2 separate regions of the Mus musculus genome follow, and region 2 is linked to region 1. The links are chromatin loops, found by intact Hi-C in ENCODE. Cell type or tissue: left cerebral cortex. All regions are shown on one strand. Links, peaks and the distances in the headings refer to the core of each region. The heading gives the core; the rest is flanking DNA.

Region 1 (15,164 bases), core at 3,592-11,591:
CATCCCATAATCAGACACCAAACCCAGACACTATTGCACAATGCCAGAAAGATTTTGCTGAAGGGATCCTGTTATAGCTGTCTTGTATGAGGCTATACCAGTGCCTGGCAAATGCAGAAGTGGATGCTCACAGTCATCTATAATATGGAACACAGGGCTCCCAATGGAGGAGCTAGAGAAAGTACCCAAAGAGTTGAAGGGGTCTGCAACCCTATAGGTGGAACAACAATATGAACTAACCTCCAGACCTGCCTCTTTTTCTTGGTCTCACTGAACATGAGCTGGAAGAGGTTAAGTCTCAAAATGGAGGGCCATGATCCAAAGGACTCAGAACAGTTGAGGAAGCCTTTTATTGGTGATCTGAGCTTTGAAACTACGGATGATAGCTTAAGAGAACATTTTGAGGAATGAGGCACACTCACTAAAGTTTGCAGTAATGAGTGTCCCCAAACAAAACATTCTAAGGGCTTTGGTTTTATGACCTACTTTTGTGCTGAAGAGGTGGATGGTGCAATGTGTGCTCAGCCACACATAAGGTTGATGGGGATGTGGGAGAACCAGAGAGCTGTTTCTAGAGAGGATTCTGTAAAGCTGAGTATCCATTTAACAGTGAAGAAAAAAATGCTGGTTAATAGATACAGAACAAAATTTCAAAGAAGAATCTTTCTTCTTTGAAACGTGTGGCAAGATTGAAACTATAGAGGTTATGGAAGACAGGCAGAGTAGGAAAAAGAGGATTTGCTTTTTTAACTTTTGATGACTATGATATGATAGATAAAATTGTTGTTCAGAAACATCACACTATTTAAGGGCAGAACTATGAAGTGAAAAAGGCCCTTTCTTCTTTTCTTTTCTTTTTTTTTTTAAATTAGGTATTTATTTCATTTACATTTCCAATGCTATCCCAAAAGTTCCCACACCCTCCCACACCCACTCCCCACCCCCCACCTCTTGGCCCTGGCGTTCCTCTGTACTGAGGAATATAAGGTCTGCATGACCAATGGGCCTCTCTTTCCACTGATGGCCGACTAGGCCATCTTCTGATACATATGCAGATAGAGACATGAGCTCTTGGGGTGGGTACTGGTTAGTTCATATTGTTGTTCCACCTAGAGGGTTGCAGATCCCCCCAGCTCCCTGGGTACTTCCTCCAGCTCCTCCATTGGGGGCCCTGTGATCCATCCAATAGCTGACTGTGAGCATCCACTTCTGTGTTTGCTAGGCCCCGCATAGTCTCACAAGAGACAGCTATATCAGGGTCCTTTCAGCAAAATCTTGCTAGTTTATGCAATGGTGTCAACATTTGGAGGCTGATAAAAAGGCCCTTTCTAAACAAGAGATGCAGTTGGCTGAGTCACAGAGACATTATAGAGGTAGATCTGACAACTTCGTGGGTTGTGGAGGAAACTCTGGTGGAATAGGCGGCTATGGTGGTGGAGGTGGTGGCAGCAGAGGTAGTTATGGAGGTTGTGATGGTAGATATAATAGATTTGGAGGTGATGGTGGCAACTACGGTGGTGTTCCTCGTTACAGTAGTAGAGGAGGTTATGGAGGTGGTAGACCGGGTCATGAAAACCAAGTTGGTGGATTTGGTGGCGGTAGAGGAGTATATGATGGTTACAATAAAGGAGATGCTGGTGGGAACTATAATGACTTTGGAAATTACAGTGGGTAAAGCAATCAAATTATGGACCCATTAAGAGGGGCAGTTTTGATGGAAGTCTTGAGGCAGTATCAATGGTAGTGGCTATGGATCTGGTGGTAGAAGTGGTGGATATGGTAGCAGAAGGTTTTAAAACACAGCATAAAAGACTGTCATGGCCACAGTTTGAAAAAAGTGCAGCTATTGATTGATGCAATATAGTGTCAATTAGATGCACATTCCTGAGGACTTTTGTCTATTGTAGCCTTTTCTTTTCATTACAATCAAGCATATTGCCCAGTAAACTGTGATAGTGGCACTGGGAGTAAAAAATAAAGAAAATTTTAATTTAAAGAAAGGAAGAAAGACAGTCCGAAAAAAGAGGAGACTGAATTTACAAATCAGATATCTGGTAAGGGAATCACCTAAAAACTATTGAAAATTCTAGTAATTCAATAATAAATAGCTCAAATTAAAAGTGGACAAAGACACTTTATTTATTTGAAGAAAGAACTCATGATGTAGCCCTAGATGCCCTAAAACTTTCTATGTAGACCAGGCTGGCCTCAAACTCAGAAAATTACCAGTCTCCGTTCCCTGGCTGCTGAGGCTAAGGGTGTATGCCACAGTAGCCAGCATTATAGACATTAACAGAAGATGCAGACAAGGCAACAAAGAGCTGCTTAGTACTCTGGTGCTGGGAGGTGTCACACCCTCGTGTGACATTGCTAGTAGAGTGTAATGTAGGGCACCTTCTATGGAAAAGAGCGCCAGCTCCTTAAAACAGAGTATTCTTAGGAATGTACTCAAGAGAAGTAAAAGTATATTTACACAAAAGTTGCATATCAATGTTCATAGCAACATTATTAATAAAACTCCTGAAGCAAAACCAACTCAAATGTCCATCTCCTCATGAATATTTTTAAAAAGGTCAAATATACATGCATTTCCCTTATTGTTGAATATTATTCGTTCACAAAAACCAATGGCATAGTTACATATGCTACCATAAAAACTTTGAAAACATTATTCTAGATTAACAGGCCTGTCATGGAGGCACACATGGTACATAACTGCATTTATACAAATGTCCACAATAGGCAAACCCATAAAACCAGGAAGGAGATTACTCTCCAACCTAGAGAGAAGGTAGTTCTAGAAGGAAGAAGGAAATCATTGAGGACGGGTACAAAAGAACAATGGCTTAAGAAAATGTTCTTCAACTAAACCGTGATGATAGAGTAAACTGTAAGTTACTGCAAAGTTGCTGCACTGTATATTCGTAGGAATTTCAGTATGTGAAGTACAAAAAAACTACTTTAAGCTCAATAAATTGTTTTAAGAAAGAAACAGATTTGACAGTTTATCATGTTTTATGGAGGAAGGGTGGATGGAGTAGTTTCTGTTGATAATACTCTGATTCTAGTTTATGAGCTTGATCATTTTATAAAATTATATGCTTTGCATTGATATGTCTTGTATTTCATTAGGACACACAGTTTGTTTTTAGATAGAATCTTATTTTGAAAGAGATATTCTAGGTGGGTGTTGTATTCCCTAGGTAGCTCAGTCTGGCCTAAAGCTTGCGTCAATCTTCCTGCCTTAGCCTCCCAAGTTTTGGGATTATAGGAATATGTCGCTTCCTGTCTCATAAAAGATTCATTTTTAAAACGAGCAATGTGTGTGTGTGCGTGTGTGTACACACACACGCACACACACACATATACACACACAAGTACACACACACATGCACACATGGATGCATGCACACATGCACGTACATACCAACGGGTGGACCTGCTGGCACTACACATTTCTTTTCTATTCGTGTAGCAGGAGGTGCATTCTGGTTCTTAGCAAGATTTTCCTGTATTAGTTCTTGAACCCGGGCTTCATTAATCTTTGGAAAAGGAAGAATATGAACTCTCAAGTGGGATCCTTCTGTTGGACGTGGAACTTTCTGGAATGCCATATGAGGGTTTGGATTCTCCTGTAACATCACACAGAAGAAAAATTATCCAAGTTAACATATTTAACATAACTTTGTTAAAATAGGAAGAATACAAGAGCACAGAGGGACACACTAAAATCAAACAGGTGTGTACATTCATATACATGCCAAAGTATACAGAATACCAGGTTCTTTCTCCAAGCTCTTCCAGCAGTATCTCAGACAGTTGGTTGTCTTCTTCTGTGAACAGATAGGTACCTTGCTTTGGTTTTAGATCTGGTTGCATCTTCTCACCTTTTAATTATGCAAATACCCCAATGCTTGATCCTTGGGCCTCTATTCTACTGACACATGACTCCTTTAGAGATTACTTCCAGTTTGTTAGCTCTTTATCATAAAGACATCAATGATTCAATGCTCTCAATCTGAATGTTCTCTTCAATTCTGTAGTCCTCTATTTAACTATGTACAACAAAGTATTTCCACTAAGATTTAAAATAACAATGTCATCTATTTAGAAATCTATTTTCTCAGTCTAGATCACTGAATACGTATTTTGGTCATCTCTAATCCCTCTTTCTAACATACAATTATCCATTTTTCTATCAACCTTGTGGATTTCACTGTCAGAGTAGATTTATAATCTGCCTACATCTCCTTTTAGTTCAAGCTAACAGCTTTCAGACTATTCAGTACAACTGGTCTCCCTGACTCTGCCCTTTTCCATCTCTCAACAGTAAAGTCAGTGATCTCATTAAAATATGACAAATCACCACACAACCTTGTTCATTCAAGTAGCCCCTTCACCAGAGTAAAACCCAAAGTTATTAATGAGACTGCAAGATGTAGCATTTCTATTCAACTATAATTTACATCCATTCGATTTGAAGCTCACAGGCTCTCCTGTTGCTGCCTTAAGACCTTGACACACAGCTGTTCCCTTGGTCTGAAATGTTTCTCTGCTTCCTCTGGAGTTGCAGTTCTTATATACATCTTTTATGGACACTTTACCAAAATTATACTGTCTCCCTCGATACATCTTTATTTTCTTTATATTTTTTCTCTTTAATATGTGAAACCTTTCTACAAACTATGATTTATCTATTGTCCAGCCTCGTCTCTCTAAAATGAAGCACCACAAAAGCGGATGTTTTGCTTGGTTTAAAAGGTATTTTTAAATTAAAAAACTTAAACATTTTATTTTTCTTCATAACTATGCATGTGTGTGTCTGTGTGCATACACACACTTGTATAGAGCTGCTGGAGGAGGCCAGAGGAGGGTACTGACTATTCTGGAACTGCAGTTCTAGGTGTTAATGAGTTGTCTGATGTGGATACTGAAAATTAAACCTCTGGGCCATCTCTCCAGCCCCATTTTAAAAAGTTAGTGTTTTATTTTGTGTTTTTGCTGTTTTTGTTTTATTTGTCTTATACCTATTGCAGGAAAAAGATAGGCATGCAGAAGGCACTAAACTACTTTCCACTGCATCTATCAAGTATGATATGTTTGACATACATCAAACTAATAATTTAGTTAATTGAAAGTTTCTGGGGTAGGAGATTGAACGCAGGGCTTTCTATATGCTTCCGCTGAGCTATACCCTAACCCCATCAGCTAATATTTTTAAATACTCTTAGGGCCTGTGTGAAACTTTATCTAGCATCAGTTTAAGGAGGATTCTATTTCAAATCCTGAGCAGAGTGGAATTCATGTATTCTATAAAGTTCTCTAGGGAAGGCTGCTTTACAACTGTTCTTAGACCACTTCTAGCATTTATTATCCTTCTGCCACCAGAAAATTCCTTATTTCCACTGAACCTATGCTATTCATGGTGTAGACTAAACTCATTTGTATCCTATAACATGCTCTTGTCAGTTAAAAATGGTCAACTGTCACCATCTATTAGAACTGTCCCCCAAAATTTTTTCTGGTTATATGGCTCAGATCCAGAAAAAAAAAAAAAGGTGGATTAGGGCAGAGGATACAGTTAGCATTTCTCAGGACACAATGGAAATGAGACTGTTTGAAGTGTCAAAACACTAGATTTTGGTTCATACACTGCTCCATATGAGATGCTAGACAAATAACTAACCTAAGATAAATAATCAGCTTATGTTTATGCCTGGAATGAACACAGACATCAGCATCTGTGGTCCCTGGGACTCACTTCTTTAAGATGCTTTCATCATTAGGTATGACTTCTATCCACATTCTCAAAATGTTAATTATCAATTTTCTAAAATACAGTGGATATACTTTTTCCAGAGTGGAGAGATAATTCATATGGACCTTGAATCTCAAATCCTCTAAAGAATATTATTTCTATTTAGACTGATTTTTGTAGCAATTTAAAAAACCCTTCTTTGTACTTTATTTCAAATGAAGTAAATAGTCACCATGACAAGGTTTTAGGATTTTTTTATATATGTATACATGTATATGTTCATATGTGTGTCAAGTGTGTGTGAAGGTCTGAGGAAAGCTTGGGGTGTTGGTCCTCACTTTCTATCTTGTTTGAGACAAGCTCTTTTGTTCTCTACTGTGTAGGTTAGGCTAGCTTGCTTGCAAGCTTCTGGCATTTCTCCCATCTCTACATTCCACCTCTCCACTGAGTACACGGAAATAAATTATGGACATGGACACTACTGGGTCTTGTTATTACATGAACTCTGGGGATCTGAACTCAGGATGTCAGGTTCACATGGCTTTATCCACTGGGCCATATAGGGCCTCCTCATTTTAACAACTAAAACATAAAAAAATTTAAAGTAGAAACTTCTTAGCATCTCTATTACCTGCTGTTCTAGCAATGACTAAGGTCATTTAGGAAAATAAAGGTTACATGCAGTACTTCTAGTCAAAACCTGTAATGTGGCATGCTTATCCTTACAGTGAAACAAAGACCCATAACAAGTCAAGGGAGCCCAGAAGAACATAGCAGCTTGGATCTTACATGGCCCCCAGTGAGCCATATGCTAGGTTTCGTCATCAGCCATTGGTGCTATTGGGAATGCTAAAATCCTTAGGAGTTAGGGCCCAGTGGAAAGAAGTTGTACTGCAAAGTATGTGCCCTGAATGGGGATATTGGCCCCTTCCTGTCTCTGTTTCTTAGCCACATTGAGGTGAACAGCCTCTTCTAATATGCACACTCATCATAATGAGCCATGTCACCAAGTCCAAGATATCAGGGTTCAGCAGCTTTTCCTTAAAGTCTCTGAACCATAGAGTCGACATTAATCTTTCATCCTTGTAAGTTAATTGTTTCAGGTATTTTTTTCTAGTACTATACAGACTAACGGAGAGAAAACGGCTGCGTCAAGGTTTCAGATGTATGCAACCTTCTATAGCCTATGACTAAACGGACAAGGATTAAATGGACAAGCTGAATAGGCATCCCAGAAACAAGATTAGACATGAAAACATGATAAAACTAGGTAGCATTACAATTCAGCAGCACATTTAGGTGATCCAGTGAGTACATTGAAGTACTTGAGTTTATGTTCTCTGGTTTCAGCATGCTTGGTGCTCACATCCAAGCCTGAGCATTTCATCAGTAGGTGTGATCTGGGACAGGATGACTCGCTCATCCTCATATGTACTGACGATAGATAATACAGAACTTATCACAGACGTCTTGTGATTGCGATCACCACTATACGCATGCCAGGATCAATCTAAGGCTATTTTCTAAAACTCTAAATAACATCTATTTTAAAAAGTTCTCTATTACATGTTTTTTGTATGATACCATACGCTTAAAATGAAATGCACTCCTTTCCTTTCTAACATTGCAATACAGACAATGTATATGTTAGTAATAGCAATTGCACTTGTAGTAAAAGAAGCAACACATTTACACATACATCACTTCTTAAAAGATATTGCGCATTAACAGTGTTCTTATAAACAAATCAGAAAACCTGTAAACCAAATCTATATAATAAGCATTTGAAAACCCCATGTTAAAAGTTCAAAGGTGAGCCTACCTGTAGTGGCAGAAACATTCTACAGTAAAATGTAGACCTTAGATAGATTTGCTAATTTATGACACACTGTGCTTATCTGATGCAAATCTACTATTTGGTTTCCTAGCTGCTGTGTCTGTGCACTACTGCCCTCTAATGGGCAGCACGTTAAGTGTAGAAGACTGTATGTTTCACCTGAAACTGCCGCATGCCAGTAGAACTTGTGTGAAACAAGCAGCAAGGAAAGGAAGCTCAAGCTAGGACTTGCTGCATTCACGAGGGTCTTAGACATATCTACTCTGACTTCTCACTATCACTGGTTTCGACTGGTTCCTTAGGGTCCTGATTTCATTAAAAATTGTAATCCAGTTTTATGTCTAAAACAAGGAAATCTGTTACTTTCTAACAGTCCAAGCCAACAAACACATTTTTACTTGAGTTCAGAGAAATGTAAATTTAAATATAAAGTAATAACCAAAGACTCAGACAACTGAACACAGTGACACAGAAACAATTTTGTGCAAGTCCACCAGAATGAACAGCTAAGAAAGTCTGGCTAAGTTCAGTCCTTTCACTGGGAGTAAATTTTAAGGTTTGATGCTGCTTTTCCAGGGGTGGTCTCTGTAATCCTGCTGTAACTCACACACGGAGAGGCTCACTGCTTTTCTCAGATTTAAAAAAATTACCAACTTATATACCATGTGGTCAGGAAACATCAATTTTTTTCTTTCTTTGTCAGACTAAATGAGGGTATGCTCAGGATTTATAGAAGAGAAGGTCAGACACACATGTCAAACACACATGTCAAATAAAGGAAAACAAAAATCTTCAGACTTACTGGAAATCTAAAGTAGGCCATAGCCACACTAACAATAACAATGAAACAATAAATATTCTTTGTTAGAGGTTACTAAATATTCTAGATTAGTTGGGATATTTAAAATTGTTTCAATATCCACCACTCATACCTAGTACTCTGAAGAATAACACAAATCTCCCCAAATGTAGTTGAAGACATTATTATCACTTATGTAAATCACTCTTGAGCTGCCTGACAGTAGATGACACTGATGGAATGCGACAGTTTCAATTTTCTAACTTTATTAACCTTTTAGTGGCCACTGAGATGCATCATGGTCTCCTAACATTAACGCATTTGTGTGGAGGCTTTTCCCAGCTAATGTGCTGAACTGTGTCACTTTTCATTGGATGTGCTGAACTGTGTCACTTTTCATTGGATGTGCTGAACTGTGTCACTTTTCATTGGATGTGCTGAACTGTGTCACTTTTCATTGGATGTGCTTATTCATTTTGATACTACTAGCATTTTAAACTTGACACTTCCTTGTTTAGGGCAGATGTGGGTGTTTTCACGCACTGTGAAATATTTGGAAACATCACAGTCTAGCTGTGATAACGAAAAGTGTTTTTTGATATTGCCCAATATGATAGTGTCTCTAAGTAGAGTAGGGAAGGTTTAGTGTTTGGAGAATCAATACTTTAATGACTCCAGAGAAAGAGTCTCTACTATTACCTAATTATATTAAGGCAGCATTTGCATATAATGGTTATATAACATTATATACATTCACTTGCCTGCTGAAATTAAAATAGTCACAAAGACTATTTTACAAAAGTACTGCACACTTTTGAGAACGAGTGCAAGAAAAACAAAGAAGCAAAAAATAAGTTAAGATCCTGAGTGTTGTTTCAGACAGACAGCAAATGGAACTCTCATACACTACAGGTGGGAATACAAAATAATACAGACACATAAGAAAACAATCAGCAGGTTTTAATAATGTTAAATGTTGTGCTACCATATACCCTGGTATCTGAGTCCTAAGGATTTATCTAAGAGAAATAAAGTTTGCATTCATGTAAGTGCCTGTATAAATGTCTAGGATATTCATTATTGCCAAAACTGTTATTCAGCAAGTCAGAGAAATAAAACTTAGGCAATCTATGCAAGTGGGATGCTGCTCACTAGTGAGAGGTGCCATCTCCATCTCTATGTGACCATGGATGAACCTGAAATAAACTATATTAAGAGAATGAAGGCAAATTCAAAACAAGTGAACTGTGGAAAGACAAAGCTATAGAGATAGAAAACAGATCACTGGTCACCAAGGGTTTGAGGTGGTAGAAAGATGTGACTCCACTAGGCATTAAAGAGCTCCCTGGGTGGTAAGAATGCCATAGGCACTTAATATGATGCTGGGGGCATCATGCACTTGTCAAAATCTGTAGATGGGTGCACTCAAGATTCTGCTCCATGTAAAGCCAACTGCAAAAATTGACTTATCACGAATAAGCAAATCAGAGAGAGGAGTTTATGCTTTGAGTTAAAGGGTCTTACTTTAACTGGTTTTCTAGTTCTTCAAAATGAAATTTCCTAAAATTCTTATCTTGATTATACTGGCATTTAATTATGAGGTCTTGTATAAGGTCTTGTATGAGGTCTGCAATCACAATGCCTTAGGACAGGGTGCCTACGTAGGAAAACACGCTCATGCAAATACTGAAAGGCAGAGGGCAGCCTCCAGTAGTACCAGCTGGGCACACAGGAGAAGTTGTGTAGAAGTGTACACATGATCTCTGTGGCAAAAACCCTGCCAGAGCTTGTGTGAGTCATCTCAATAGCTTTGTTTTCTCCTCTATTCTACATTTCCAAGGTTCTGAAGTCACCAATAATTTTCTTAGGTATTTAAGAAGTTCCAGGAATCAAGAAAAGCAGCTAAATCTAGTTCAATTCATAGAACCCCCATTCCTGAAACCTCACTAAAGGGCAAATTATAGGAGCGATGTGAAGAAACTGGAAAGTGAACATCTCTTTGAAATCCTGAACTGGGATGTGAAGACAGGCTAGACATATACCACACTTAAATGTAGCCGAGTATTTACAAACATTTGAATAGAATCACCATTTTTCAATTCTAAAACAAGAATAATCAAACTAAAATTATATGGTTGATTCCTGCTTACCACAGGGGAATTTCAGAAGTGTGACTTTGACATAGTAGTGAAACTTTCTTTCATGTAAAAATAAAAATATAGAGGGCATCATCCTGAGTGAGGTAACCCAATCACAAAAGAACTCGCACAATATGTACTCACTGATAAGTGGATATTAGCCCAGAAACTTAGGATACACAAGATATAAGATACAATTTGCTAAACGCATGAAACTCAAGAAGAACGACGACCAAAGTGTGGACACTTTGCCCCTTCCTAGAAATGGGAACAAAACACCCATGAAAGGAGTTACAGAGACAAAATTTGGAGCTGTGACAAAAGGATGGACCATCTAGTGATTGCCATATCCAGGGATCCATCCCATAATCAGCTTCCAAACGCTGACACCATTGCATACGCTAGCAAGATTTTGCTGTAAGGACCCAGATATAGCTGTCTCTTGTGAGACTATGCCGGGGCCTAGCAAACACAGAAGTGGATGCTCACAGTCAGCTATTGGATGGGTCACACGGCCCCCAATGGAGGAGCTAGAGAAAGTACCCAAGGAGCTAAAGGGAACTGAGACCCTATATGTGGAACAACAATATGAACTAACCAATACCCCGGAGCTCTTGTCTCTAGCTGCATATGTATCAAAAGATGGCCTAGTCGGCCATCACTGGAAAGAGAGGCCCTTTGGACTTGCAAACTTTATATGCCCCAGTACAGGGGAATACCAGGGCCAAAAAGGGGAAGTGGGTGGGTAGGGCATTGGGGGGGTGGGTATGGGGGACTTTTGGGATAGCATTTGAAATATAAACGAGGAAAATACCTAATTAAAAAAATATGGATTACTTTCCACACATTGACAGGATTCCTCTTTATATTTTCAATTTCCTTCATGACCCAAAAAAGTGACTTTATCACATGGTCTCATTTTTTTCTTTAATTTACTAAAAAAATTTATACATTAGAAATGTTGGGGTTGTCACAAACTTCAGAATATTACAACTAGAAGGAATGGTGACAATAAATCATGATATTCTCAGATTTTCAATCATCATGTTTGTGTATCTTTTCTGGAAGATATTAGGAGAATCATGTGCCTAAAATATGCTCATCATTAGTAAATACTTCATAAATACACAATGGATGAGGGGATTCAATTAAATTAAATGGAATTGAATTAGATTTTTTAAAAAAGCCTAATAAAGACTCATGAAATGTAAAGTGCATTTTGAAAAGTCTTAACAAAGAAGGAAATTTTTATTTTACATAATAAATGCAATGTTTCATTATGATCACTTTAAAAACTGACAGTTTTGATTTACATTCACTTTTATGTATGTATAATTACTAGCTATTAATTTTATTGTTCTTTTCTTTATAAACTGGTAAGTATAAAGTATGTATCATAACATTTAAGTTATGAGACAGTAAGAAGCAACTATTTATTTTGTTTTTGCGTGAAAGTATCTTGGCGAAATCCTTGTAGACAGTTGACCCTCACACAGCAGAGACGAACTGATTATCAGAATCCTAACCTCGCTCATCTTACGAGCTTAACATTTGTCCTGATAGAGTCTTGAAAAAAAGATCAAAGAAGTAAACAGCTATTTTTTTTTAAAGTTATCAGTCCTATTGGACTTGTTTGATTGATACCTACCTGGCATTCTGTATATCTTTGAAATGCATCAATAAACCATTTCTACCTAGAGAATAAACTACTTCTTAATCTTCAATTTCCTCATTCACTTAACACCAGCCATCTCTTATAGCACAGGGACATTGTCAAGCACAGGGTCACGGCCAAGTGAGGAAGTCTGTTAAAACATAGTCCCAAAGTGTAATAGAAACATTGCTACTTTTTTTGTTGTTGCTTTTTGGAGACAGAATTTTTCTGGCTGTCCTGGACTCACTTTGCAGATCGTCTGGGGCCTCTGCCTCCTGGGTGCTGGGACTAAAGATGTCACCGTCACTGTCTGGTTGATTATTACTTTTCTTGGACTAAATGGAATCAATATGATCGAGTACATTAAGGAATTCGACATAAGAGAGTTCATAAATTTAAACTCTGGGTTCTTTCATTTAATAGCTGCATGATTCAGAGTCCACTATAACCTCGGGAAATGGGTATTCTGAGTCTCCTTAAGTGGCTGCTACAGGATGACAGATAATGTATGCTAAGTGGTTTATGCTATGCCGTTTATTTAAACTTTTGACAAATCAATTATGACTTAAAAATGAGATACGTTTAAGACTATGACATATTGCTTCTTAGGAAAGGAACTAATTATAAAGGACAGTCTAGTGAAGTATTACTGTGTTGAATAATTAAAATTGAAAATTGTGTTTTGCCAGGACCAAGCATGCTGTGCCTAATTTCTTCCTGTGTTAATTTCTGTTCTTTTGTTATTAGGCAAAACATACTGTCAAATTTGATAATAAAAGTCATTAGTAATTACAAAAATAAACCAAGAATATTCAATTATGTTGCCTAACTTATATGGGGACAGTTCAGTAAAGAGAGACCATTTGTTTTAATATGAATCTTTCTAAAAGAATTCTCTCTCTCAAAGGAAGGTCCAACCACAAATGTAGAACTTGAGCATAACTGAGTGGAATACGGGGAACACCTTGGAAGTATAGTGGATACAGAGCATGCACAAGGCTCTGGGTTTAGTCCTCAACACATGCACAAATGCATTTACATACAAGCAAAGAAAATAATTCAGTAATATGTAATAAGGTATTTAGTATTTCTGCTTTTAACTTACTGGTCCTCAGATTTCAAATGAATGTGACAAAGCAGTGACTAATGTCTCACTGTTAGGTCATTGGCCTTGTCAAAGAGCTAGATTAAACAATACCCATTGGGGCCAGGGCACTAATATCAAGTTCTTCTTCACTCTAATTCCTTAAAACAACTTCCCTCTGTTTTTCTTCAGAGGTGCCACATTCCCCACTTGATTTATGTTTAACAGAGGAACCACAACCGTCTCAAGAAGGAGTGGCCAGCACTCACTTAGCACAGAACCACTATTCCTTAAGCATGTAGCCTCCCTGCCAGCCTAAGAATTCAGGTGGTTAGTTCATTTCATCCTGATCTTTAAATTACAACACTTCTTCTGTCCAGAGTGCATTTTCATCTTTTGAGCTTCTGTGGTTCACTTGCCGGTTTTCTTTCCTTCTTCCAGCTTAGTTCATTACCTCATTAATTCAAAACAACAGAGCTTAGACGACAGGCATGAAGAGCTCAGATGAACTCTGCTGAAGCAGAGCACACCCTCCGTGCTAAGTACTTCTGATTACCACTGTATTTAAACTTTCTCTATTAAACATGACACCCAGAAGAAAACTCACGATGAGGACAAAAGATTCATGGAGAAAAAATGTGGCCAAGACATTTTCATGATATAGTGACTGATTCTGACACACAGAAGCAAGTGTGACATCTTGGGACTGATTATCGAGAGCATAGGTATTACTGCTAGAATCCTGGAGCGTCTCAGTTCTGAAAATGAAATGCTTCATTAATCCTTTTAAATAGACTAATGACACTTACGTTTTTGAATAGCTGCTCAGCAAGTTCTCTGATGTGCTTTATCATCTTCAGTGGATTCTTTTCTTCAACTTTAATTCTTTCTACTTCAAAAGCTACCAACTTGGAAAAAGAATCAGATGGCAATAATCAGTACCTAAATATGCTGAATTTAAAAACTGGCATTTTCATACAAAATGCAAAGTAAGAGCCATATAAACTATGTTATTTCAAAGTAGGATAGGGTTTCACCTCTATCCATGGATTCCAGGTGGCCCCTACTAAGTAACTCTTGGGGAACAATTATCTATGTAGTGCAGAGGCCTTCAGGCCTCACTCATGATAATTTACTTGGAAATTTCAGAAGGTGTGAAAGTCTCTAGATGTTTCCTTAACTTAGAAATATGAACAAACAATTCATGTTGTGCTGCCTGGACTCTATGGACGGTATGACCTGGGTTCATATTCTTCACCTCTAAATCAAGGCGGAAGAGCACAATGACCTTTAGACTCCATTTAGTTCTCAAGTGATACATATGGAGTCTGACTCTCTATTAAGTAATTTGCTAAGGCAATCGTGTGGGAGTGTATACTTCCTAAAGAGGACAGGCATGAAAAGAAGTGTAGGAAAGTAAACAGGTGAAAAGGGAAGGAAAAGAGTTTCTTCCTTCTAGAAACCAACGGATGAATCAAAGGTGGCAGAACTATGGGTTTCCCGCTCTGGGCCAGTATTCAGAAGACTGTCATACCAAGAAAGGCAGATTTGCCTTTCATTCCTAAGGTATCTATTTGATGACCGTGTAAGCCTAAGACAGGGCACAGTAGGATCTGCCTATTAAAGCTCTGTAGAACCCATGTGATACAGGAAACAGATTTTTCCAAGTAGCAAATGTTATTTTCCTATAAAAATATGTTCTCATGTAAGTAGACAAAGAGAGAAGAAAAATAATTAAGTCTCATGCTGAAAGCAATCAACCCAACTTTCTTGCCAGAGGTTAGCAAGGAAAATGTGGGTAGAAAACAAAGATGCACATCAAATATCGTTGCTATTAATAAAGTTTTAGAGACCAGCAGATGAGTTAGCAAAGGTCTTTAGCAAGCATCTTAGT
Region 2 (15,164 bases), core at 4,709-12,708, 140 kb before region 1:
TTGGCTCCCAGTCTCCTTTAAGATGGGAGGCCTCGGATGACTGAGATGCTCGTCTCTGAAATGCTTGTCCATCTTGGCCAGGGTCCCCAGCAGGGTGTGACCCCGAGTGTCCTCTGTGTTACAGGTTGCTGGAGGAAGAGTCTTCTAAGAGGGCAGAGCTGGAAAAGTGGCACCTGGAGCAGCAGCAGGCCATTCAGACAACAGAGGCGGAGAAGCAGGAGCTGGAACAGCAGCGTGTCATGAAGGAGCAGGCATTGCAGGAGGCCATGGCACAGCTGGAACAGTTGGAGTTGGAGCGGAAGCAGGCCCTGGAGCAGTATGAGGTGGCTGGACTTAGCCCTGACACACCTGTAACTGGCACCTGAGATCAGCTGGGGTGGGGGTGGGGCTCTGCACCTAACACTGCACAAACCAATGTAAACAGACTCCAGCACTCACTTGGCGGAATCTTGCTTAGCAAAGAGAAGAAAGAAGCAGTTTTATTTTGTTTTCTACAGAGGTGTCTGTCCACTCAGGGACCATGCAGGAGTGTGATGAGGAAGTACAGTTACATGCTGTGACAGAGGGTCCCCACGCTGCAGAATTGACTCCAAGGACACAGGGATAGCATGCAGGTGTAGGCAGTACCCATTGCCCCACCCTGAGGGTGAGCACCTAGGGAGGTCACTTACTCCCAGCCCCTCACTCAGACCTTATTGGAGGGGCCCATGGTGGCAGAGAGGTGCTGACATTCGAGACCAGAGGAAGTCACCGAGAAGCTACGTCCTCAACACCAATGTCTTAGTTACTGTTGCTGTGAGAAAACACTGTGACCAAGGCAACTTATAAAATAGTATTCAATTGGACTTACGGTTTCAGTGGTTAGAGTCCATGATGGGGGAATGAAGACAAAGGCAAGGACAGCTGAGCACCCACGTCTTCTGAAAGCATGAGGCAGAGAAACACTGGAATGGCTCTTTTGGAACCTCAGAGTCTAGCCCAGTGACATAGCTCCTCCAACAAAGCCACTCTCCTAATCCTTCCCAAACAGCTCCACTGACTGGGAACCAAGTATTCAAACATATGAACCTACTAGGGCCACTCATTCAAGGACACCGTGGCCATGGTTGTCCTGACTGTGTGCCAGCAGACCAGCCCTTCCTTTTCATGTCCTTCAGAACCTATTCCTATTGAAGCTAAGACTGACAGTTATTGTGAGAGAGCTGAGCTAGCAACAAGACAGGCCAGGAAGGGCAGGTGTGGGGCAGAGGCAGAAAGCTGACACAGAGGGGCCTACTGTCACATGCATGAGGTGAGATGAGCCTTGGAGTCACAAGGCTTGGCCTCCACCCTGCTTCCTCCACCTTGGGCAGATGCTTAGCTCTCTGAGCCTGAGTTTTTGCTAGTGTGCAGTAGATAACGATAGCTCTTCCTCCTTACAGTGACCCTGGTCATTTAATGAGGGAGTCCACGGGTGTACAGTAGGTGCCAGTCCACGCTACTTAGATCTTAATCTGCCACTTTTGTCCTAGGGAGTTAAAAAGAAGCTAGAGATGGCAACACATATGACCAAGAGCTGGAAGGACAAAGTGGCCCATCATGAGGGATTAATACGATTGATAGAACCAGGTAATATTTATATATATATATATATATATATATGTATAATTATCTATTTTAACTTATTTTCTGTTGCATTTATGCAGTTTAATTTATGTGAACAAACAACAGTAACTTTCTTAGGGGCACAAAGCTCTTGCTTCTATACATAGCACCACATAAAACTGGGCATAGGAGCAGCTACCTGTACTGCTAGCACTTGGGGTCTGAAGTGTGAGCTCATCCTTGAGATGGCTCAAGGGTTAAGGCACTATGTAGGCCTGACGACTTAAGTTCAAGTCCTTGGAACCCTTACCAATGCCTGGATGGGGGAATGTACATTTGCAATCCCAGGGTTCCTACAGGGAGATGGGAGCAGAGAGCCCGCTGAAGCCATGATGCTCCTGTGGATTCTCTTAAGCTTGTCCTCCTTAGTAAGTGCTCCTGGGTAACCTCCCTGCGTGCATAGTTGCTGCTCTTTTGGCTGGCGGACCTTTTTGGGTATTCCTCAGAGAAGTAGGAGTGTTGTCCCCCTGATGCGATGACAGGTGCGGAGAGAGCCAGCCTTCCTGCATTGAAAGCACGCTTGTCGCTTAGGTTCCAAGAACCCTCATCTGATCACCAACTGGGGACCCGCAGCGTTCACCCAGGCAGAGCTCGAGGAGAGAGAGAAGAGCTGGAAAGAGAAGAAGACCACAGAGTGACGGCCGTCCCAGCGGTCACCCAGTCAGTCACATCAGTGAGGAGTCAAGAGCTTCATACCTGGGACAAGAACATTGGCTTTGCTGCTTCTAAGTCTCCCCTCAGGGCTCCAGCAGGGTCCTGTGCTGAGGACGCCATGTTTACCTTCTAGAGATGTCTCAGCTCTCCTGGCGAGAACATAGGCACAGGTGTGGCTGGAGCCACCTCACTGTTGTCTTCTGCAGCCCTTGCAGCCCCTGGTCTCAGCCCCGCCTTGGATGGGAGGTCAGCTGTCTCCTCCCCTCCGGCAGCGCATTCCCTTGGCCGATTGCCTGGTCTGTTGGCCTCTTTGAGTCAGGTGTCATGGCAAGCCTCCGCTGTTGGTGCTCTGATGGACAAGTCACTAGTCACTGCCCTTGTGGATGGAATCTGGTTGGTGACTCTTCCCAGCTTCAGCTAAGATACTTCCCTCCCTGACCACCACACACATGGCATGCTTCGTTTGCATTTTCTTTCTCCTCACCTCAAAGCAAGACTTATCCTGGCCCAGCGGCTCAACTTAGTTCTTTGGGTGTTCTGTCCCCAGCTGCTAGTCTGTTGAAATCAATGGTGATTGGATAGTTTGGGGGGTTACATGGGCACAGTGGAAGCTGACAGAATGTGGACTGGTAAGATGTAAAGTGTCACAGGATGATGGCCAGCCTTGTGGCTTTCACTAGAACTATGTCTCTCTGCTTTTCCCTCCGAGGATGACACAGATTGTGGTTTGTATGCTTCTTGTTTGAGGAATGATTTCAGCCCTAATCTGGTCTGAGACGGAGATGAGTGGTTGGAAAGTAAGCCTTACCACACTAGTTGGAATCTGTAACCAGCAGTAACTCCATGCACAGCCAAGAAGCTTTACATTATAAACAGGAAGGTGACCCATGTGGCACAGAAGAGGTGGGACTCAGTAGAGAGCAGGGACCCCCACGGGCCTGGTCCAGCCTTGCCTCAGAGCAGGAAGGAGGCCATTCCAGACATGTGCAAGTCTACAGATAGATCCCAGCAGTCCTGGCATCTACATAAGGACTGGATAGAGTTCCATTAATCTCTGCCTTTTATGACTGGAAAACATTTGCCAATGGAAGTCTTACCAATTTTTCTTAAGATTTTGGGCTGCTTAATAAAAGTAATTTTATTTAATGTTTATAGTTGCCTTCATACAGTTTAGATTTGTGTGCAAAGTATCACTGTGTCACGAACCTTCTTAGTGGATAACTTGGGTGTAGGTTTGGACCTGGCCATTCACTCACCATGTTTCCTTGTCAGTGCAGCCGGGAATCAGACCAAGGGGACCAGGGTCTCCCCTGTGTCTTGATGATGTCTCCTAGAGACCTCAGTGTCCTTGGAGAGAAAAGAAAAAGAAACTCCAAGAAGGTACTGGCCGGTGTGAAATGTCTGGACGGAAGCAAGGGCCTGGGGGTCCAGGGGAGACTGGGGTAAAGGGATCGCCCGGGCCGGGCTGACAGAACCTCCCTCCTTAAACCTGGACTGTCTTACAGCACAGCCAGAGGCATGGCCCGCAGCTGCCACGGCCCTCCTTGTCTGGTCTCAAGCCTGAATACTGCATGCTCCCTTTGTATGGGCTGTGCAGAAGGCGTCTGCAGTCTGTAGTGTTTGTTTCTGCTTGCCTCACCGGCTTCAGTAGCACTGTGGCTGGGAAGTGAAAGTCCTTTGTAGACAGTGGATGAGAAGACCGCACAGATGTGAACTGTGTGACTCCCCTTTAGGCCAATGCGCTGATACTTGTGGGTCTCTCCTGATACTCAAGGTGGTTTCAGCTAAGTGTCTATAGACCGTGCCTCATCTCTGTAATAACTACAGGAAACGTTGGGAGTGTCTGTCTGTGTGTTCACTGTAATCAGCCCTTTCCTCCAACGAGAGATGAGATTATTTGCAGGAATTATGAATGAAAAGCATTTGAAAATGTTTTGGGATCTACTATATTGAGAATGAACAAAATATTTATAATTTTAAAACATTTTTATCTACACATACAATGTAATATGCTCTACTTCTTGTTTTTTTTTTGTTTTGTTTTTTTGCTAATTTTTCTAAGGTATTAAAATGTTTTCTATGGGATTTTTGGTTTCTATTTTTTTAGTAAAGTGGACTCAATAACAAAATTAAACATACCAGAATTTCATACATTTTAAACTGGTTACATTAATAAAATGGAGTAAAGTGTGTGTGTGTATGTGTGTGTGCACTTGTGTGTGCGTGCCTGCCTGCATGTGTGCTTTTGCTAATCTTCATTTTCATACAGTCATGTGGATGTGGTTTAGGGATACTCCTGAAAACACTGGGTTTGGGAGTTAAGACCTCAAGAAGTTAGCTGTGACCTCATGTTTGGTGTGAGTCACAGCTGTGGGAAGCCTTGGTCAGCTCAGGAACCTACCTCTATCGTTGCTGTTACCTCTGAAGTCTTTTCTTCTTGTCTCTGTTCTCTCAATTTATTTATTTATTTTTATGTCTTTGACTAGAATAAACCTTGTGGTTTTCTATTTGGTTTTACATGGTCACCAAGATTAAAACTTCGTACTGTGGATGAAGCGGTCCCTTGTTCTAGCTTGACTATGTATTGGCAAGCTGGTCTTCCCTCATGAAGGAGAGCAGGGAGAGAAAGGTGTTTGTCAAACCATCCTTCTTTCTCTAGTGCAGTGCTCTCAAGTACAGACACTTGTTCCTGAGGGGACACTTGGCAGTATCTGGAAACATTTGTGGTTTTCATAACTGGAAGGAGTGTGCTGGCTGTGGTGGGTGCCTTGCATCACCCCTGCTCGGGGGCAGTTGCTGTTAATTCCTGTTAAGCCTCATTGACCCTTCTGAGGTTTCTAAGTCATTGGTCTTGGGTAGTGGGCACATTTGTGGCGGACACTAAATTCCAACCCTAGTCTAGACTCAACCTCCCTGTCCATTTTCTACTAGAGCAGAAACAGTCTGTCAGGGCCATACACCCACAGGAATGTGGGCCTTTCTCTATGTCTGCCTCCTGTATGGCAGTTGCGAGGGCCAGAGAGATTGTTAGAGTAAGCAAAGGAGAGCTCTGTCCAGATCCCACCTCCCCACTTCACCCCAGTTCTCCCCCAAACACAACCAGTAGCCTAACCTGGGTTTCTGAAGGTGGTATCTGGGAGACTCACTTCCTGAGTTTCCTCTCTGCTCTTTAGCCAGGAGCACCCCAGGGACAGGGTCCATCACAGACTGGGGGTTCAGACCAGCTGCCACCTCCATGTCACCCTCAAAGTCTGTCCAATGGGAGTGAGGCTGTCCTAGGCTGCCAGAGCAGGGGTTTCATATCAGGGGAGAGCATTCCAGGATTGGAATTGAGTGTCCACCACAAACATACCCACTACCTAAGACCGGTGACTTGGAAGCCTCAGAAGGGCCAGCAAGACTTAACAGGAATGGACAGCACTCTCCAAGCGAGGCTGGTTCGAGGCACCCACTACAGCCAGCACACTCCTGGTTATGAAAACAAGGATACAATGAGTGATTACAGAGAATGTGAACTAGGGAAAAGACTTCATCTCGGAGGCCCAAGGCCTGCAGCCCTGGTTCTGAGCTGGAAGCTGGTGATGGCAGGAAAGGGCTTTTTCCAGCGTTCTGTGCTTCCCACCCCTGCTTGCATCAGAGTACTTACCTGGGAAGGAGTCCGGGCATCAGTCACATAGATCTAGGCTCAGTTGTGACTCTGAGACAGGATGGCTACATCTCCCCTTCCACACATACCTAGCTCTGAGCTTTACTCCAGGGCTGACCCAGGAGTTTTTGACAACTGATGTTTCCTGCATTAGGACAGTGCTCCCTTTCTGAGAAACACCTCCTGCAGATTACCGTGGTGTGTTGAACCAGCCTTCTGTGCATCCTCTGGGGGGACCTGCTTTTTCACTATAAGAACCACTTCTTCCAGCGCGCGCGCACACACACACTGTGCCCACAGAAAGCCTCCTCAAGGACAGCTTCATGTGGACCAGCAAAGAGGGTGCAGCAGCTCATGTCTTCCTCAAGCCCTGAACCTGCTTACAGAGCCCCCGGGTCTGTGCAGAGCCACTGTGGAGGCAGGTGTGTCCCTTCCCTGAATGTGATCTTTAAGAGTGTCTTTCTGCTTAAACACTAAACTCAGTAAGTTGCCTTACGTGAAGTTTACTTTTATAGACTTTTATTTATTCTTTACAATCTCATATGTTTGTAATGTATCTCAATTATACCCATCCCCACCCCCTGTCCTGCACCCTGCCCCTGCATGCCCCTCCTCCACTTTTTTTTTCCTTTCATTTTTGTAACTGAGTCCAGTCAGTGCTGCCTTTCGGAATGAAGACTGATCTTACTGGCTTGGTTATGGGCTGCCGTGACTCCCTGAGCACAGTGGCTGTGTCTGGTCAAGAACGCAGCGCTCCATAACACACCTCCCCATCCCCAACTCCTGCACTTGTTCTGCCTTGATGTTCCCTGGGCCACCGGATGGGCTTGATACAGATGCTCCAGTTGGGGCTGATCACTCCACAGTCACTTGCTGTCAGCACTCTGACCAGTTAGGAGTCTCTGCATTACTGCTGCATTGCTCTGCATTACTGCTGCTCACTGCAGAGAAGCTTCTCTGGACAAGGTTGAGGACAGCACTCCGTGGAGAAGATTGCTGGCCCAGCTGCACTGAATTGAAAGGTGACGTTCTCAGATGGCTGTCCACTCATCACAGTGTGCTGGAACAACTAGTGGGCAAAGTTCTTTTCTGCAGTTAGGTCAAAACCCACCTGCAACCAAGCTGAACCCCCAACCCCCAAGGCTCGAAGGGGATTGCCTGGGGCTGCTGGAGACAGTCACTGAGTCAACTGAAAGGGTTAGACTAGGCTGTCTGCCCTCAGAATGGCACTGCACAGATGATGTCCCCAGCGTGTCACCCCTGGAGCACAAGATGGCCATCTGCCCCTTAAAGGCTGGTGGGGACACTCCCCACACCCCACAATGCCGTTGGGGAAGTCACATGGTGAGGGACTTTCCTTTTGAGCTAGGCCAGGCCATGTGGTGGGGATTTCTGCTGATCGTCTGGCAGGTGTCTGTATTAAGTTGCTCATGCGAGGCTTCTGGAGAGTTGGGGGAATATCCGAGATGCTTAGAGGCAGGTGTGCAACTTCTGAGGCGTCCAAGGAGGAATGAACCAAACAGCCCCAGAATGGGGCCCAGAAATACCTAGTTCCTGTCAGCTCATAGCCTAGCTCTTTACCTCTAAGCAAGCGGTGGTCGAGGGGATCTCAAGGGGCCAGGACTGCTATACCCCAGCAGGTCCCCAGGATCCACATCTCTGCTCCTGCACCTTGTGACTTCTTGGGTGGCTACTGAAGGTTTATGCCATGGTCACAGATTCTTCAGGGTTGACCAGCTCCTGCTGCTCTGAGTGGCATCTAGTCTCCATTTCTCCCAGGAATCTTCAGGAAAGCCGATACTAAGTGGAAAACACCCCACATGCCTTTGAGGGGACTTCCCGGACTCTTGATAGACAGGCTCGTTTGAATTCTTTCTCCTAACAAACAACTCTGTAGATTTTTTTCTATCACAAGGTGGTGTGATACCCAGTGTGGGAAATGGGAAAGCAGGTGTGAGCTCACCTGGGACAGTCAGCAAGGATTCCGAAGGGAGGCCTGTTGGATCTGTGTGTTTCTGGCCAGGCGGCCGCCAGGTGGCAGCCGTGCACCATGTCCGCGGGTTAAGACTGCGATGCCTGTGTTCTGCTGACCAGGATCCTGTCAGTGGGGACAATCCAAACTCTGAGCACTGCCGGGAGCCAGACCCCACCTAATTTTACCGAATCTCCCCAACCCATAGTGTTCACGTGATTTACCTATTTTACAGATGTGAAAAATTGGGCTCAGGAAGGTAGGTAGTCAGTCACCCCAAGGAGTCACAGGCTCTGGGGACCAGAAAGCCCAAATGAGGGGTCCTCTGTGCCAGAGGGCCCCCACCACTCCCACAATGCAGGCAGGCCTAAGGCATGGGGTGGGAGTTCTATGGTCTCTCTGTCTCTGAGGCTCCTGGCACTTTCCCTTGGGAGCTGAGGGGACCCTGAATTGCATCCTTGGTCCAGTGTGGTCACCACAGCTTTCTGTCTGACCATCCTTTACAATGCCTTCTGGGAGCAAGCCAGCAAGCTTGGAGTTTTGGCTGGAGGCGCCTTGGGGATGGGGGAGGGTGGAGGGTGGAGGATCAGCAGCCACAGAGAAGGGGCCTGTTTCCTGACTCTCTGACCCGGGCTGTCTCTGTGGAGGCCCCAGACCCAGGAAGGTCATCTAGGGCGAAATTCCAGCTTGAGCCCCCTGAGCAATGACTTCAGTTTTCTTGATAAGGCAGAAAAAGGGACACTGAGTGTCCACCCCACACCCCCTCTCTGTCAGCACCTCGGCTCTAGTGAGGCCTCTGTGGTAGACAGCCTGACGGGGAGAAGAGACAAAGATAGACTGGGGACAGATAAGGACAGAGACAGCCAGGGACAGATGGAGCATAGAGGTGAAGATGGGGCAGCTGCCTGTGGGGAACCCCAGGGGTCAGCACCCGGCCTCTGTCTCAGCTTGCTAAAAGCTGGTTGATTGTCAAGGCTGCCACAGAGAGACTTGGGGGATATAGCAGGAACATTGGCTGTGCCGCCAGCTTGAAGAACACAACTCTAATGCCTGGGCCTGGGTCCTAGTGTGTGACTCCTGAGGCTGGTGTTTCCGTGTGTTGATGGAGTCAGGGGGTGTTACCTCTGAGGTTCCAGGAAGCATCAGCAAAGAGGTTGAGGGGCCTTGGCTCCATGGCCACCGCTGTTGGATAGGAACTGCTACTGCTTTGTGGCCTTCCAAGGTCACCTGGCCTCACAGTCTTCCAGGCACGGTCTGTGAGAGAATATTTGCACCCAACACTGTCTATTTGGCTTGTCAGGTTGGTGGAAGCTGAAAAGACACAGCTGGCCTGTGGGCTCCTGGGTCACCATGTGCAGTTGAGTCACAACCCTCAGGGAACAAGAGCCTGGACTCAGGGCTGTGCCCACAGACACATCCACACAGGTACCCAGATGCCTTGTGCAGCTGAGTCACTGTCACTCCTTGGGGAGCGCGTGCTGGCTCGCATGTGTACACAGGTACATAGAGACAGGGTGCACCTGACTGTGAGTCACTGGTGCCAGCCAGCTCTGAGGGAGGGCACTGAGAGTCTGTCCTGCCATCCCTGTTTAAAAGCAAATACTCACATGCCTACATAAGAATGTATGCCTAAAGCACGGCTTCTTCGTACTGGGGTGTGTGTGTGTGTGTGTGTCAGAAATACTTGTTGAATGAACATACGAGCAGAATGAATGGACAGACAAACGAAGAGATGGGTGACACCCCCCTCCCTGCTTGGTAAAATTGGTCAGGGCAGCTCCTCAGGGTGGGTCCAATGCTCTGTGTCTGCAGGGAGTTGTCTTGCTCCAAATATAGCCTCCATGGGTGGGCGGGGAGCCAGGGATGCTTCTCAGGCAGTGACTTCACTGGGCCCAGGGCCCAGCCTCTGTGGACTTGGAGAAAATGAACAGAGGCCCAGCTTCCCATAGCCAGGCTTGAACTGTGGGGCTGGAGCCGTCAGTGCCACCGCTTGGCACCTGGAACTGTGGCACAGGGGTGGTACAGATGGGTGCGGAGAGCTTCTGGGCTGGCACTTCTTGGGGAAGGCAGGGGCCTGCCTGCTGATTGCATAACGCAGACCCCCTGCCGGGCTGTCCTTCATCTGGCAGGGACAGCCCTCTGGCCTGGGCTTGCTCCCAGGCCACTCCTTTGTTTCTGGAATCTTTTCTTTTTTTATTATTTCTTTTATTTTTTGAGATTGTAATGTAATTACATCATTTTCCCCTTCTCCTTCCTCTCTGCAAACACTCCCTAACAACCCCCTTGCTCTCTTTCAAATTCATGGCTTCCTTTTTTCCCCCATTAATTGTTGTTACATACATATGCATGTATATGTGTGCGCATGTGTGTGTACACATATGTTTTCCTAACTATAACCTGCTCAGTGTAGATAATGGTACTTGTTTGTATGTTTTCAGGCCTGACCACTTGACATTTGATAATCAGCTGGTGTGCTTTTCCTTGGGAAAGACTTTGAGCAGTCCTTAGTTGCCTGTAGTTCTTTATGGAGGGTTGGGGCCTCGTGGGCTCCCTGTCCACTTTGGCATGTCTATAGTTGATGTCTGCTTTCAGCTTATGTTCAGGCTGCCATGTTGGTGAGACTTCATGGGTGTAGTAGCATCTGAAATGACTAGGAGGCAGGGTCTCACAGCCATCTCTGGTCCTCTGACTCCTACAATCTTTCTCTTCCCTGAGCCTTAGGTGTGGCATGTTTTGAAGATGTACCCACTGGGACTCGGTAGGATCCTCTTTCCTTGGCACCCCCCCCCCCAATTCAGCTCAGCAGTTGTAGTATTACTGGAGTTGACATCCTGCCTTTAGACCTGTCCTTTCTGCCCTGCCCTGCTCACAGCTGTCAGGCATTTTTCTAAAATAAAGATCTGACTCAGCCCTTTTCTGTTGGAAAGGCTCCCTGTGGCTTCTCCCGGTGAGCAGCAGGTTGGATGCCTCCCCCGGTGCTCAAACCATCTTTCCTGGGTCCACCCTACCTGGGTGTTTCGAAAGGCTGTCACATGGACAATGTGCTGGCTAGTTTTAGGTCAACTTGACACTAGCTAGTCATCAGAGAGAGAGGAAAATAACTCCATAAGAACAGGCTGTAGGCAAGCCTGTGAGGCATTGTCTTAATTAACATTGATGAGAGGGCCCAGCCCATTGTGGGTGGTGCCATCCCTGGGTCCTGAGTTCTCTAAGAAAGCAGGCTGAGTAAGCCATGGGGAACAAGTCAGTAAGCAGCGCCCTCCACGGCCTCTGCATCAGCTCCTGCCTCCAGGTTACAGTTCTGTTTCTACCTGCCTGCCTTCCACAAGGGACTGTGCTATGAGACTGTGGGCTATGGCATGGGGTCTCATCACAGCAACAGTGATCCTAACTTGGGCAGAAATTGGTACCAGGATTTCAGAGTACTGCTGTGATAGACTGACTATGTTATTTTTAGGAAGATTGTGGAAAGACTTTGGAACTTTGGGTTTGAAAAGCCATCGAGTGTTCAAAGCTCAGTGAGCTGCTGCTCGGTGGGAGCTTAGAAGATAAGAGTTGAGAGGAATGGGGGTGATAGAGGCCTGGCTTGCGAATGAACTTCCGGAGGGAAGATTGAGAATCCCTTATTTTGGGGCCATTGCATATTTTTAAATAGGAACCTGTGGTTCTGGTCAGCTGGGCTTAAAGAATAGGCTGTGATTAGCAAGAGGCCAGAACCAGAGGTAAAACCGTTGCTTTGCCGGGACAATTGATGGTGGTTAGCTGGAGCCGAGAAATTAGCGGTGATTAAGAAGACACCAGCATTGCTGAGGTGGAGTCTTCTGGGAAGTGTTTCCTCAGAGTCAGCAGACAGAGGCTGTTCCAGCAGTGGCCAAGGCTGCTCACTTTGGTCTCCCAGGTGGCTCTGGTGTCGAAGGCATCAAGGGGTCATGGAGAGGCGCTAAGGCTTGACAGAGTGAGAGGCCGCGGAGGCCATAGGTTAGGGTGCAGCCTCAGAGCAGTGGAAACCCCAACAATGAAGAGGTCATGGAGAGGAGCTGAGGTGTGAGTGGAGTTCAGGAGTGGTTATTGGTAAAAGTGCACCCCCATGGCAGCAGAAGATGCTGGCACATTGGAGATGCCAGTACCGTGGGATGACCGCTGAGGACAGCAGCAGCGTGGAGAGCGCGCTGCAGAGGGCGGAGCCGGAGAAGTTAGCCTAGTTCTTAGGAGGAGCCCAGAAAACCGTGAGTGGATTGCAGAGATTGGACCCTGGGATATTTACACTGCTGGAATTTACTTTTGCTTTTTCCAGACTGTGAGTGTGGCCTGGTTCTTTCCTCTTGAAGTAAGGAAGTATCTAACTTATTTTGGCTTTATAGGACTCCACAGTTGAGAAACTTTTAAACTTTTTTTTTTTTTCCTTTCTGGTTATTTAAGACAGGGTTTCTCTGTGTAGCCCTGGCTGTCCTGGAACTCACTCTGTAGACCAGGCTGGCCTGGAACTCAGAAATTCGCTTGCCTCTGCCTACCAAGTGCTGGGACTAAAGGCATGCGCCACCACGCCTGGCCTGACTTTTAAGGAGGTTTGAATTTATAGAGATGGTGTGTGACTTTAAAGTCATTTATGTTTTATATTGAGATACTAATGTTAACATGCTATCCTGGGGACAATTGAGGCCTCCTCCTTCTTCTTCTTCTTTTGTTTTTTTTTGGTTTTTCGAGACAGGGTTTCTCTGTGTACCCTTGGCTGTCCTAGAACTCACTTTGTAGACCAGGCTGTCCTAGAACTCACTTTGTAGACCAGGCTGGCCTTGAACTCAGAACTCAACCTGCCTCTGCCTCCCGAGTGCTGGGATTAAGGGCATGTGCCACCACTGCCCAGCTGAGGCCCTTTTCTAATTGAAAAGTGATATGTGTATCTGTCAAGCTGACAAGGGGTCAGTTTTGCTAGCTAGCTTATGTCATCTAGACACAAACTAGAGTCATCTTAGAGGAGGGAACCTCAATTGAGAAAATGCCTCCATAAGATCAGGTTTATGCAAACCTGTAAGGCATTTTCTTAATTAGTGATCGATGTGGGAGGATCCAGCCTATTGTGGGCAGTGCCATCACCTGGCTGCTGGTCCTGAGTTCTATAAGAAAGCAGGCTGAGCAAGTCATAAGGAGCAAGCCAGTAAGCAGCATCCCTCCATGGCCTCTGCATCAGCTCCTGCCTCCAGGTTCCTGCCTTGTTTTGAGTTTCTGTTTTACTTCTTTTGATGATGAACAGTGATGTGGAAGTGTAAGCCAAATAAACTCTTTCCTCCCCACGTTGCTTTGGTCATGGAAACCCCAACTAAGACAGAAGGGTACAGAGATGGATGGGTGGTGGGCCGGCTCATATGGGTGGACTAATGAGCAGATGGAGAGATGGGTAGGCAGAGAGGTGGAAGGAAGCTGTTTAAGTCAAGACTGTTTCCAGTGCAAGGCATCAAAAGACCAGAAAGGAAAGAGGGGACTACCTGGAAACACGTGGGCTAGTCTGCCGACAGCATGCATGCCTCGTAGAGATGAAAACAGGGGAAGTCAGGAGCGTTGAGCCCTCAGGTTTCCCTGTGTTCTCTTTTCCCTTCAGTGACATTTTTTTCTGCCCAGGTGTTCTGTGGCATAGCAGCCGCCTTCTCAGACACTCTTGCTCATCCCTCCCAGAGGTTTTATACCCAGTGTTTGTGTATCTGTACCTATACAAGGATCACTTCCACTTTCTTCAGATAAGGTTTTATGTAGCCCAGGCTGGCCTCAAGTTGGTTATGTAACTGAGGTTGGCCATGTAGCTGAGGTTAACCTTGAACTCTTAACCCTTCTTGCAAGTACTGGTATTACCACCCTGCTCTACCATGCCAGACTCTATACTCTAATAAATGCACAACAAATCCTGGAATTTGATCTGTAGACCAGGCTGGTCTAAAATTCAGGGATCCTCCTGCCTCTGCTTCCCGTGTACTGGGATTAAAGGCCTGAGCCCCACCCACTATCCCACAAGAAGCAGGCTTCTTCTAGGGGCCAGACAGTGAGCTGATACGGTCGACGCTGTGGAGAAAGGTGAGCAAGGGTACTGGAGAGTGGGGTCGATGTGGGTGCTTAGGGTGTCTCTGACAACCCGTGTTTAAACAGAGATCTGAAGAACTGGAGGGATGAGCCCTGAAGTCACCTGGGAGAAGAACTTTCTAGGAAGAGGGAGTGGCACCTGTAGTTACTTTGTGGTGGGGACATGGAGCCTGGAGGCCAGTGCAGCTAGTGGAGTGGGAGCTGGGGTCACAGGGCAAGCCAAGACAGAGCATGAAGCTGTTGGAAGGATACCCGTTGCTGCTGGTGGGCTCTGAGTCAGGTGTTGCCAGGTTTTTGGCTTCTTATTCAAGAAATTGAAATAAAGGCCCCCACAGCTTTATAAAAATAGCAAGAAAATGTCCTTCAAAGGGAAGCTATGGAACAGGACAGCCAGGGAATAGCTGCCCTGAGAGTGAAGATGCTCTAGGCCCCAGATATTGTTGGGGCTCCTTTTATGGGGGTTCAAGGGAAGGAGTTGTTTGACTACTAAGAAGCTTAATGAGGGTGGTTGTTTTTCTTCTTCTTCCTTTTTCCTTCCTTCCTTCCTTCTTCTTCTTCTTCTTCTTCTTCTTCTTCTTCTTCTTCTTCTTCTTCTTCCTCTTCCTCTTCCTCTTCCTCTTCCTCTTCTTCTTCTTCTTCTTCTTCCTTCTTCTTCCTTCTTCCTTCTTCTTCCTTCTTCTTCTTCTTCCTTCTTCTTCTTCTTCCTTCTTCTTCTTCTTCCTTCTTCTTCTTCTTCCTTCTTCTTCTTCTTCCTTCTTCTTCTTCTTCCTTCTTCTTCTTCCTTCTTCTTCTTCCTTCTTCTTCTTCCTTCTTCTTCCTTCTTCTTCCTTCTTCTTCTTCTTCTTCTTCTTCTTCTTCTTCTTCCTTCTTCTTCTTCTTCTTCTTCTTCTTCCTTCTTCCTTCTTCTTCCTTCTTCTTCCTTCTTCTTCCTTCTTCTTCCTTCTTCTTCCTTCTTCTTCCTTCTTCTTCCTTCTTCTTCCTTCTTCTTCCTTCTTCTTCCTTCTTCTTCCTTCTTCTTCCTTCTTCTTCCTTCTTCTTCCTTCTTCTTCCTTCTTCTTCCTTCTTCTTCCTTCTTCTTCCTTCTTCTTCCTTCTTCTTCCTTCTTCTTCCTTCTTCTTCCTTCTTCTTCCTCTTCTTCCTCTTCTTCTTCTTCTTCTTCTTCTTCTTCTTCTTCCTCCT

What was found. A loop is a pair of places that touch in the nucleus more often than their neighbours do. Peaks named below come from ENCODE experiments on the same cell type or tissue, not always from the same donor. Only the 100,000 strongest peaks of a DNase experiment are listed, where the experiment ranks them.
Region 2: a loop joins it to region 1, with 6 times the contacts of the local background. A loop is called at or near these places in 30 of 42 quality-filtered maps.

The regions. Positions count from the first base shown.
Region 1 is chr7:110,424,761-110,439,924 of GRCm38, forward strand. It overlaps Sbf2 (SET binding factor 2), which reads right to left. Exons shown (of 41, transcript NM_177324.2): 13 at 14,080-14,178; 14 at 3,428-3,632. It also overlaps the pseudogene Gm9064. Among named protein-coding and RNA genes, the nearest start is that of Gm32861, 140 kb to the left of the region's middle. In left cerebral cortex, for the core only: a CTCF peak has its summit at 7,717 (motif pointing left); a DNase peak (open chromatin) is centred at 7,714.
Region 2 is chr7:110,279,056-110,294,219 of GRCm38, forward strand. Gm32861 (a long non-coding RNA gene) reads right to left here and starts at 9,343. Exons shown (of 2, transcript XR_869865.3): 1 at 9,039-9,343; 2 at 6,447-8,042. Swap70 (SWA-70 protein) reads left to right here. Exons shown (of 12, transcript NM_009302.3): 10 at 125-323; 11 at 1,512-1,608; 12 at 2,176-4,451. The coding sequence ends at 2,282. In left cerebral cortex, for the core only: a CTCF peak has its summit at 7,971 (motif pointing right); DNase peaks (open chromatin) are centred at 7,985, 9,419 and 9,750; H3K27ac peaks cover 324 bases.